2 separate regions of the Homo sapiens genome follow, and region 2 is linked to region 1. A link is a contact called in ENCODE Hi-C or POLR2A ChIA-PET data. All regions are on one chromosome and are shown on one strand. Each heading gives the region's core, a stretch centred on a gene start or an enhancer-like site at or near the end of the contact. The rest is flanking DNA. Distances are from core to core; before and after follow the strand shown.

What was found. Hi-C counts contacts between places; a loop is a spot of excess contacts on that map. ChIA-PET counts read pairs that join two places held with the same protein, here RNA polymerase II (POLR2A). Pooled maps may share reads with other maps.
Region 2: a pooled map shows a loop between it and region 1 (2.8-fold over the local background). The contact joins the enhancer-like site here to the promoter of SDHC in region 1. A Hi-C loop is called at or near these places in 5 of 50 pooled maps. POLR2A ChIA-PET finds 5 or more read pairs at or near these places in 3 of 52 experiments (CD4-positive, alpha-beta T cell, GM12878 and activated B cell).

The regions. Positions count from the first base shown.
Region 1 is chr1:161,312,931-161,315,630 of GRCh38, reverse strand. SDHC (succinate dehydrogenase complex subunit C) reads right to left here and starts at 1,250. Exons shown (of 6, transcript NM_003001.5): 1 at 1,206-1,250. The coding sequence starts at 1,225. RefSeq lists silencers at 1,200-1,269, 1,300-1,359 and an enhancer at 911-1,674.
Region 2 is chr1:161,725,028-161,727,727 of GRCh38, reverse strand. FCRLB (Fc receptor like B) reads right to left here. Exons shown (of 8, transcript NM_001002901.4): 6 at 1,641-1,907; 7 at 735-1,025; 8 at 1-481. The coding sequence ends at 66. Among named protein-coding and RNA genes, the nearest start is that of FCRLB, 4.8 kb to the right of the region's middle. RefSeq lists enhancers at 238-287, 1,348-1,487 and silencers at 548-807, 838-887, 898-1,137. Within about 2 kb of position 1,332, at least 35 of the 41 ENCODE cell types and tissues checked have a DNase peak (open chromatin) inside an H3K27ac peak, as active enhancers do; they include CD4-positive, alpha-beta T cell, where a contact is called at or near this core.

The DNA.
Region 1 (2,700 bases), core at 1-2,500:
CTAATTCCAAAACTCCTAAAATGAACTGTTTGGAACCAATATGATCACTTCAAACTAAATGTTAATTTTACCAAAAGCCCCTAACATCGATACCAAAATATATCAGAGAATTCAAAAGCATTCAATTATGGTCAAACCATCTGGAATAAAGAAGACAGCACTGGCAAGACAAGCCTTGGCATACCTTAGACAGAAGATACATATGGAGATGAAAAACAGGGAGAAAATGAAGGATTAAGATAACCCTGATTTCAACTCCAAGAGGAATCATTTTGTCACAGAAAAACTAAACAAAGTCCCTCTATTTTTAAACTGGGTGACTGAAGTGGAAAGAGAAATGAGAACACATTTGGGGAAATCAGGGATTGAAATCTCAACAGCATTGAAGCTAACTTTCCATAACAAACAATTTCCAAAAATAAGGCTGGCACAAAACTATGCTGGGATTTGTACCAGGCGTGTCTAAAGGCGCTAGTCGCTGTGACTAGAGAGGCTGAGCAGAGAATGAGACCTAGACAGCGGAAAGTTCAGAATGAAAGAAAATCTAGGGTATTTCTCTGGACAACTAATTCACATTTTAGAGAAAAACTGGGACACTCACTCTCCCTCCCAAGTAAAATGATTAACTAAAAATGAATTCCCCGGGTTGCTCTGGGGCAGCAGAGGTCCGCCCTGGGTGCTAATGCTAATCGCCACCCCAGTAGGGATCCACCCTTTGCCAGCAGCCCGCTGGGAACCCAGACAGCGCCCACTCACGGTGGGAGCAGCTAGTGTCTGAAGGCATTCGAAGCAAAGGCAAAATACACGAAGATCTCTCTCTCCGAAGCTAAATGTCTAAATACGCTCTCGAAATCGTAGGACCCATGGGTGGCTGACCTTGAAGTTATTTTCTCAGAGCTCGGCTCTGGGTGCAGGCCCGAGAGCAATTTGCGTTAGAAGTACTAGAGGAGGTGGGGAAAACAGAAGGGGCGAGAGCCGAGGGCCCCTCGATACGAAGTCAGTGACCCCGAAGCCCTACGGAGCGCACCGGAGCGGCTGGGGGGGACGGGAAAAGGGGTCTCTAGGATCCCCGAGCGCTTGGCCTCCACACCCATGGGTCCTTTCCCTGCCCAGGCACAGGATAAACAGTTATCAGCAAAACGTGAGGGGCCAGTTCAGATCTCCGGAGGGCCGCAGGCACCAACTCCCAGTCCCACTGAAGTCACCTCAGCAACAGCGCAGCCATCTTGGGTTCCGGTCTGGACGGAAGTGACGCCAGGCGGCCCCGCCACCCGAGGGCGGAGGCGCGCCGGCTGGGGGTCGGGGTTGGGGGTGTCATGTGACGAGAGTCTCTTTAAAAGGCTCTGGAGCTTCTCCGCTCAGCTCTGCCTAGCTGGTTTGCTGGTTGTTTTCTGGTTTTTTAGTCTCCTCCTCCGCCTCCTGCAGCCGACTTCTACCGGAATTTGCCAGGATTTCGGCAGAAACGCCGCTGGCTCAAAATCTGCAGTCTACGTTCCACCTGCGTACATATTCATTTTGTATCGCACTCCCAAACAGCAAACGGCGGACTTGTTTAGATTCTTCCTTAAGGACTTCGCAGTCTGTTGCGTTCCCCCTGCCTCCCAGGTCGGCCTAAAAACGTGGTGGTTGGCCGGTTGAGACCCCGAAGAGAAAAGATACTTTGGGTTCCCTCCCTTTCTAATACGAAGCTTTAACCAGACAGATACATAAATTGTGACCTAAGTTGGGGAGTGTGTAGAGGGGCCTCGAGAAGACCTTGCGGACCACCATTCCCGAAAACGAGGAGCCTCATCTAACCACCTCGATTAGACCCCACAATTCCTGGGTTTGAGCTGCCACATGGACCAGGCGCCCACTAGCCGAGGACAATGCTCCCTTGTTCGTTGTTTCAGCGCTATGTGGGTGACACCCACAGCTAGAAGAACCCGGAGTGAGGGGAAGAACACGCTTTGATTTATATATGTGTATATATATATATACAGTTTTAGGGAACCCAAGCACAGGAATCAACTGCCGAGCACTCAAGACTGAAGAAAGAAGAAGAGCAAATGATAAAGGAAGGGAACAGAGCACAAAAGTTCTTGACTCTTGTGGGGAGTAGGGTGGAGAGGAGTAAAAGGGACAGGCTAGAGCAACTCCTATTTCTACAAAAAAAATACTCAATTATATTAATATTCAGATCTTATGTATATTTAGCATCCCTGCACTTCAGGATTTAAATAGCACAAATTCACTTATTTCTGCATCAGATGAATAATACTACTTTGCATTTCTATAATGCTTGACAAAGCACATTCGTACACTTTAGGATTGAAAGAGGCTCTCTAATCCAATCTACTATCTATGCAGGGATCTCCTCTGCAACACCCATAACAGCTGATCTTCAAGACTCTACCCCCCCATATTCAATGATGGGTACCTCAAACAACAAGTTTTATTTAATGAACAACTTATTCGTTAGTTATTATATTTAAATACAGTTTTGTGCTATCGAAATTCCAGTCATTGACTTGGCTCTCTGGAGCTTCACGTTAACAAACCCAAGGAATGCCTTTTTCACTCAGATCTTTTTTGGTTTTTCTTTTTCTTTTTCTTTTTCTTTTATTTTGAGACGTAGTCTCACTCTGTCGCCCAGGTTGGAGTGCAGTGGCGCTATCTCAGCTCACTGCAGCCTCTGCCTCCCAGGTTCAAGCGATTCTC
Region 2 (2,700 bases), core at 83-2,582, 410 kb before region 1:
TTCGCGTGAGGGGAAGCAGGAGACCAAGGAGGAATGAGCCTGCAGAGGGGACGGTAGCCGCCCCCTCAGCTCTCCACAGGAGTGGTCTCTGGGGTTCCCGGGCTCACAGCAAAGTGAGAGGTGGGGGTCTCGGGCGTTCCCCTGAGCTCCCGGAGGGCCTGTGGCTCCTTTAATTCCAGGACCACCCGGCTCAGAAGGCCTTTGAGCAGCTGCATTTCTCGGAGCAGAAGGTCCACGTCGGGTTTCAGGGCTCCAGCCGATTGTTCCAAGGGCGTCGGCGGAGCGCAGGCGGGTGGCCCCGCAGTCGGGGCGCCGCTCGCCGGGAACTGCAGCCCGGTGGAGGTGGTGTTCCGGACGGAGGTGACCAACGGGACCGATCTGGACACCGGGGGCTTTCTGAAGGAAAGCGGCCTATTACCAGGAGCCAAGGCTGCGGCCCATGGAGCTGGGGCGGTGGTGGAGGCCGGGTCCAGGGGAGAACCTGTGAATGCATTACGCCCAGTCACGCGCGGCTTGCATGGTTCTTCTCGGCGCTGGGCTGGGGGAGGGGCGTAGGGCGGTGGGCGGGGATGGGGAAGGCCGGAAGAGGGGTGAGGAGGAGGGCGGCGAAGGGGAGATGGGAAAGGCGGGGGGCGGGACGGGAACCAGGGGGCGGGGGTGATTCGTGGGTGCCGAGAGGCGGAAGCAGGGCTGACCGCCAGGGTCGGCGTCCGGGAGGGTGTGCAGGCACTCACCCGGCCCCGGGAGCTGCAGCCACGGACTGCGTTTCCGGACACTGCGGGTGGCGGTAGCCGCCTCGCACCAGTACGATTCGAGCTCCTCGACCTCGGGCTCCGGGACTGTGTACTCGGCGCCCCAGTCGAAGCGGCGCACCGCGCGGCTGTACTTGTAAAACGCGAACTGCAGCGGCGTGTCGCGCTTCTGCGGGTGCAGGCGCGTGTCGCAGCGCAGCACCACCCCACCCAGCGCCGCGCCGCGGGCCTCCCGCGGACCCATCACCCTCAGCACCGGCGCCCGGAACAGCTCTACGGAGAGGGCGGGGAGCAACGGCGCCGGCTTGTCCACCGCTCCGCGACCCCGCTCCTTCCTGCTTCCCGCGAGGGCTCCTTGCAGACCCACAGACCAAGGGGGGAGGGGAGGAGGCCGTGTGTCCACGTGGAGGGGGAAGGGGAGCCTTCTGAAATGTGGGGCAGGGGGACCGAGTCCACGAGGGACGGGGAAAGCTTGAAAGGAAGAGGGACCAGGCCAGACGCTTCATGTCACATCCCGACTGACACTCAGCTCGGGTTCTGCAGCCTAGAATAGGAGACGCTGCGCCTGCCTTGCAGGACGCTAGGGAGTCGCTCCTTCGTCCCAGTCCCACAGTGGCCCCTGCCCCTGCCAGAGCTGCCCTCTCTGTGGGAGTCCCCAGCCAGAGTGAGAAGCCAGGATGTGCGTCGGGGAAAGGGACCAGCCTCCAAGCAGGCGGCGGATCAAGCGCTGCTTCACGGCAAAGGAGAGGAGACAGCGTCCATAGTCTAAGAGAAACCCTCCAAGTGGCAGCTATTTGAACTTCCGCCCCTTCTTTTCTCGCCGAGCTCCTGTCCCAGAATTTCTCAATGCTCATTTGCCTCCCTCCCGGGGCCCCTGGTCTCTCCCACCTTGCACTGTCACAGCCACCTTAGCGGAGAACATGGGCGCGCTCTCCACCGGGATGCGCATGGTGCCCGAGCACTGGTAGCGCCCGCTGTCGCTGGCACGCGCCTGTAACACAGTGTAGTTGGCGCTGGAGTGGAAGTAGCGCACGGCCTGGCCGTCGTGGTAGTAGTGAAGCTTGTAGACCACCTTGTCGTACCAGCCGCGGCAGCGCAGGACTAGCGGCTCACCCTCGAACACTGGCGCATAGGGCACTTGCAGAATCAGCCAATCTGCGACAGACACCACAGACACGCTTGACTCCACAGAAAGTCCAGCCCTGGAGATCTCCCACTCTCACAGCCTTCCAGCTTTCTCCTCTTAACTCCTCTCCCTCCCTTCCCCGCCATCTCCCACCGCTTTCTTTTCTTTTCTTTTTCTTTCTTTTTTTCTTGTTCTTTTTCTTTTTTTGAGACATGGTCTTGCTCTTGTCGCCCAAGCTGCAGTGCAGTGGCACAAACTCGGTTCACTGCAACCTCCACCTCTTGGGTTCAAGCGATTCTTCTGCCTCAGCCTCCCGAGTAGCTGGGATTACCGGTGGGCGCCATCACACCCAGCTAATTTTTGCATTTTTTAGTAGAGACAGGGTTTCACCATCTTGGCCAGGCTGGTCTTGAACTCCTGACCTCAGGTGATACGCCCACCTCGGCCTCCCAAAGTGGTGGGATTACAGGCGTGAGCCACCGGGCCTGGCCTCCCACTGCTTTCTTGAGCGGACAGGCCTTCCCTGGTGGTTGGCACCCAGCAGCCTCATAGTGCAAGATATATTTGTAGGTGAGTGGGAAGGAAGGGGGATGGCTGGTCTTTCACTTAGCCAGGGAGCAAAGATGCCAGAGACTTGGCTCCACCCTCAAAGGGTTTTGACCATGAGAATCAACTATAACCTCCTTAGGATGGTGTCAGAGTCCTCCTGACTGGGTCCTGCTTACCTCTCCCTCACCATGGCAGTATTCATTCCTGCCCCATTTCCTCTCTACTTTCCTCATCTTCCACTCCTAACAGGATAAGTTCCAGCCATACTGAACT